2 separate regions of the Homo sapiens genome follow, and region 1 is linked to region 2. Evidence: chromatin loops called from intact Hi-C (ENCODE). Cell type or tissue: heart left ventricle. All regions are shown on one strand. Links, peaks and the distances in the headings refer to the core of each region. The heading gives the core; the rest is flanking DNA. Region 1 overlaps PSMD1 (proteasome 26S subunit, non-ATPase 1). Region 2 has its middle 6.4 kb from the start of ARMC9.

What was found. Peaks named below come from ENCODE experiments on the same cell type or tissue, not always from the same donor. Only the 100,000 strongest peaks of a DNase experiment are listed, where the experiment ranks them.
Region 1: a loop joins it to region 2, with 3 times the contacts of the local background. A loop is called at or near these places in 14 of 110 quality-filtered maps.

What each region holds. Positions count from the first base shown.
Region 1 is chr2:231,120,992-231,123,797 of GRCh38, forward strand. The region is part of intron 16 of PSMD1 (proteasome 26S subunit, non-ATPase 1); the gene reads left to right. It overlaps HTR2B (5-hydroxytryptamine receptor 2B), which reads right to left. Exons shown (of 4, transcript NM_000867.5): 2 at 2,422-2,806. The coding sequence starts at 2,773. Among named protein-coding and RNA genes, the nearest start is that of HTR2B, 2.6 kb to the right of the region's middle. In heart left ventricle, for the core only: no CTCF peak of the experiment used is centred there; no DNase peak of the experiment used is centred there; H3K4me3 peaks cover 2,497 bases; H3K27ac peaks cover 336 bases.
Region 2 is chr2:231,190,830-231,193,635 of GRCh38, forward strand. No RefSeq gene overlaps it. Among named protein-coding and RNA genes, the nearest start is that of ARMC9, 6.4 kb to the right of the region's middle. RefSeq lists an enhancer at 680-1,560. In heart left ventricle, for the core only: a CTCF peak has its summit at 1,806; a DNase peak (open chromatin) is centred at 1,792; H3K4me3 peaks cover 162 bases; H3K27ac peaks cover 2,129 bases.

The DNA of each region.
Region 1 (2,806 bases), core at 127-2,626, 70 kb before region 2:
TTGTAATACATGCAGTTCCCAATTTATGAATTCATCCTTTGAAGTTTGTTAGAGGGCAACATGTGTTTTTTTCCTACATTTTTTCATAGAAATTGAATTATGCTTTAAATAATGCAATAATGTATTAGATAGTAGTTCACAGATTTGTTCATTTTTTAAAAATCTACAAACCCCACTATACAACTTATTTCTGATAGTAAAAGTGTTTGGGGCTATAAAATATTTTATTTTGTAATTAGAAATTAACAAACATGAGCCAGGCATGGTGGAATGTGCCTGTAATCCTAGCTACTTAAGAGGCTGAAGGCAGAGGATCACTTGAACCCAGGAGTTTGAGGCCAGCCCAGGCAACATTGCCAGACTCCATCTCTATTAAAATAAATAAATAAAAATAAATTTAAAGTTAATAAACATTTGGAAGAATGAAATAATATTAAAATGTCTATCAATTATTTAAGACATAAATATGAAGACATTTCACATATTTTATGTTAACATATGTTGGGTTTTCTGCTAACTTGTATTGCTAAGGATATGTTGGGTACCAGCATTTTAAATATACACTTAAAGTTTTCAGCTGCTGGATACCTATTTTTCTATAGAATACATGGAATCTATTAAACAGGTAAATCTTTGTTACCTGTTTTTGTATTTTGTTTGTTAGCTCACTTTAATTCTATGGTACTTTGCCTTTTAAGATTCCTTAACTATTTAGCTGATAATTTAAGTATCTACCATGGTACTTTGCATATAATAGATGTTTGATATTTATGGACTCAAAGATTTTAAAGCTAAAATTCACTTCTGCATAATTCTTTCAATATCATGTATTGAATGACGTATTAAATTTTATGGTAGTCTGAAATAAGCATTTTGACATTTTCTGTGTGCCTAGCAAAGCACAGTTTGAAGAGTATGATTTTACATCTTAAGCTACTATTATGCACATGGAGATGAGAGCTAGAATCATATGCCTGTACAGTATTTATCAAATATGCATATATATTTCTACATAATACTTTCTTTTAAGCTTTATTCAGAATTAGGGTTATGTTCTCTATTATAGTAAGATTTCTTAATTATTTTTCATGGTTTCATGCAGCATTAGATTATTTAAAAGATTACAAATTTATAAAACAGGGAGATAGAAAGACTGTTAATTATTAGAAAGTCTAATTAAAGCAGTAGAACTTTACTCATTACTGCTTGTCCTGCCACATAATTTTCTTGATTTATTTTAAAGCCCAGGTAAATGTTGATTTAAAATGGAAGGTGTAAACCTGTTACTATCTGATAATAGTTTTAGATATCTTTCTGTTATTACTTATAAAATTGTAATGTGTAAAACCTGGGTATAATAGTTGGAATAGCAGGGGTTTTTTACCTTCTAATATGGATTCTAGTTTAATAAATTTTACTTCTGTAACTTAAAATATTTTTATCTTCATATAAGTAAATATAATTCTAAGAAACTATATCTGCCACAAGTAATCATTTTGCTTAGGCAGTTTATGAATGGAATATCAGTTTATACCAAGCATTGAATAAGTTAAATATCCTTTTAATGCTGATTCCAAGGGTCTAGGAGCCCTCATAATTCATCAGCAGAATTATTTGTGTTTATCCAAATTTTATAACTAGAGATGATATGCAGAAATCTGGAACTACTTATATCTTTTTTTTATTATAGCAAACTAAGATTTCAGTGTCAAACTATACCTTTTATTATCGCAATAACTAGGTTTTAATCCACTTACCAACTTAGAGGCCTATCAGGAACACAGATGCCCATATATCATAAAAAAATTGAATCGATAGATCATCTCTTTGGACACTCTGAGCCAAACCATTTCCTTCAGCAACTAAACATAATTTTTCTTAACATGACACATATGTAGGAATTGTGTTCAAGTTTATAATATACAAACTATTAAGAGCTATAATAAGAATTTTTGGACAGTTCCAATTTTAAACTGGGGTTTAGTGATTTAAATTGGGATTTAGTAATTCAAAGACCTTATCGTTAACCCAGCGCATATCTGTCCCGGAAGTGTCCTAGTTATTGCTTTGAGGAAAAAAAGTATCAGTGTAGAAAAGTTAAAGTATAGGCCTATTTACTATAATTTATAGATAATATATTCAGAATCTATAAATATCACTAACTTGAATGACTTTTTAAATGATTTTATTAGATAGCTTAGGAGGGAGAAAAATAGTTTACAAAAAATATTTTTTGCTCTTTAAAACTGCTGATCAACCATAGAGAATGATATAAAACAAGGGACTGTTTACTTGCCGTATCTTTAAATAGTCCAAGTTCATCTTTTATTTCAAGAAAAGTAAAGATTAAATGAGTGTCCATTCTCTAATAGTATATCATAGTTCTGTGGTTTGATGGCACAAACAAAGTGAAATACTTACCAAACATTATTGTCAAGAGGGCAATTGGCATCACAAACAATCCAACCAGCAAATCAGCCACCGCCAAGGACATTAGAAAGTAATTAGTAGCATACTGCAGCTTCTTCTCCAGTGAAACAGCCAGAATAACAAGGGTATTTCCACCAATTGTGGGTATTATCACCATGAGTATCAGAAGAGCTGCCCAGTGCAGTTTATTTCCCTGTTCCTCAACAATCTGTTTCATTTCCTCTGGTATTGATTCTGTCTGTAATCCAGACCAGTTAGAAGAGATAACGTGAACAAAGGTGCTCTGCAAAATGTGCTCAGGAATTGTGCTTTGAAGTTCAGACACTCTGTAAGAGAGAGCCATTTGCTGTTTTTCTGTGATTCAATCCCGTTCCGA
Region 2 (2,806 bases), core at 291-2,790:
TCAGGCCACTGGGTAAAAATCCCTGCAGCCCCTCGCTCGCTTCTCTTGGCTGGAGGCCGCGGGACGGGCTCGCTCCCCCCGCCGGGACCCAGATCGGGAACTGGCCCCCACGCCAGTCTGGCTGCGTCTGGGCCGCTTCCCGGGCTGCTCCGCCGGCCGGATGCTCCCGCTGAGACATTTATCCTCCGCGGAGCAGGGCCCTGGGGGGGCTGCCCCGCCTGCACTGGCCGCGGGTCTCTCCTTGGAGTTGGCTGGGGTACCCAGTGGGCCCGCAGCTCGGCTTTCTTGGCCGCAGATGCTGCAGGGGCCCTGCCTAGGACCCTTGAGTTCCAGCAGAGGCACCCAGACTGCTGAGCCAGAAGATTTGCGTTTCTTTTCTTTTTTTTTTTCTTTGAGACAGAGTCAGGCAGATCACGAGGTCAGGAGTTCGAGACCAGCCTGATCAACATGGTCAAAACCCTTCTCTGCTAAAAATACAAAAATTAGCTGGGTGTGGTGGCACGTGCCTATAATCCCAGCTACTCAGGAGGCTGAGGCAGGAGAATCTCTTGACCCCGAGAGGCGGAGGTTGCAGTGAGCTGAGATTGTACCATTGCACTCCAGCCTGGGTGACAAGAGTGAAACTCCATCTCAAAAAAAAAAAAAAAAAAGATGTTCTCTGTGTGCCACATCTTGCTGGTCACCCAGGTGTGTTGACCTGCCAGGAAACTACCCAAATGTGGTCACTTTAGCATCTATTCCTCCAGCTTAAACCAACATGCCACCCTCTGGGCTAACATCCTGTGCCCTGTGATGTGCTTTTTTAAACTTGCTTAGAAAGTGACAGTCCTCGGCCGGGCGCAGTGGCTCATGCCTGTAATCCCAGTACTTTGGGAGGCTGAGGCGGGCGGATCACGAGGTCAGGAGATCGAGACCATCCTGGCTAACATGGTGAAACCCCGTCTCTACGAAAAAACACAAAAAATTAGCCGGCACGGCAGCGTGTGCCTGTAGTCCCAGCTACTCGGGAGGCTGAGGCAGGAGAATGGCGTGAACCCGGGAGGCAGAGCTTGCAGTGAGCCGAGATCGCGCCACTGCACTCTAGCCTGGGCGACAGAGCCAGACTCCATCTCAAAAAAAATAAAAAATAAAAAAGAAAGTGACAGTCGTCATGAAAAGTCTTAAGTGAGTATGTCTATGAACACCACTGATGAAAGCCCTAGCAATCTCTCCAAGTGTGCCTGCTTGGAAACCACCTGGGAATCCAGGCTTGCTCTTCCAGATGTTCATTTTGAGGCCTGAGTTTTTCTGCCAACCTCCTCCAGGCCACAGAACGATTGGGGCAGTGATGCGGCTCACATCCTTGGGACAGGGGAGGAAGGACACACACTAGAGGCCACAGTGGCTGCTCAGTGACTTTCAGGGGTCGCCTGCTTTACCGCCCACCGAGAGCTCTTTTGGGAGATGAATATTTCCACCCGGTGTGCTCTCCTTCCAAGAAATCTTCAGCTTCCAGATATAAACAGCTTTGGGAAGGGGAGTGGGAGGAGAAGCAGCCTTTGGGAGACAATTGTTCCTCCACCCCTACATGGACTCCGGGCTGGGAAGATGAATGGACCTGCATACCCCACACATCATGAGTTTTGAGCAGCGACCAAGATCCAACTTTCCTGGAAGGAAATGTTCGCTTAAGCAGCATCTTGTAATTCATCTCTTGATTTACGCCGGGCATTTCAGTATGTTCCTCCTCCATCCCACTGATTAGATCCAGGCGCTGGGCCTGCCCAGAAACATGCTCTTGGTCTGAACTCCCCCTGCAGGAGCTCCCGGATGAGGCAACTGCGTTTAGTCTAGCTGGCCGCTGGTCTGCCTGGGTGGGTCAGGCTCAGTGTGCTTAATTTAGGTGGCTTCACCCTTTTATGCAACTCAGGAAAGTAACATTTACCAACTCTCCCTCTTTGCTTGTGGTCTCAGCTCTTTGCCTTCCAACAAAGACAGCAGCCAGAAAGATGCCTGCTTTGCCTGCAAAGATGACTTCATTCATGAACTGTGTGTAGCAGGCCACAGAGGAGTGTGACCCTCCTGCCCCTAAAGTACTCAGGGCTAGGGCCCACAGAGGGCTCTAGGCTGCAGAAGAATCAGCTGTGTCCCCCACCAGAATCTAGAGCTCCACCAGTCCCTTCGATGTCCTATGCAAGGCTGAAGATATTGGCTAAAGTGTTCAGCATATTCCAAGGATTTAATTTGAGGTTAAGTTTTTCCCAGCACCAGTGTCATTATAATTCTAGAATCTGAGAGATGGGTGTATGGCGATTCACTAAACCATCCTCTGGTTTTGCATATGTTTGAAATTTTCATAATTAAACAATTTAGAAAGTCATCTTGGGCCCATTGGCAGTATGTATCCCATTTTGGGAAAACTGGAGTGGTCAAACAAGAACATTTGGGGCAAATGGGATGCTTTGGCAGGTCCTAAGAGTGGGGAAGCTGAGGCAGCTGGTTCAGTGTATTGCTATGAACTCATGGAATATACACAGCAGAGCCAACCTAGAGACTGCCTGGAGGAAGCTTCAGAACTAAGCAGTTTTGCCTCTTGTGACAAAAGTATCCTTTGTACTCCCACGAGAACACATCGAATAAGTTAAACAGACTGAGATTGAGTCAGAGATTTTCCACCTAAATACTGGCATTATGCTTACACAAGTGTTCAGGATTCAAAGAAAGTCTTAAATTATAACTAAGGAATTATAGTAGTTTAATTATTTTTAAACTGTATCAAACCGTATCTATTTGTTCCATATCACACCTAGTCACGGGGATGATACAA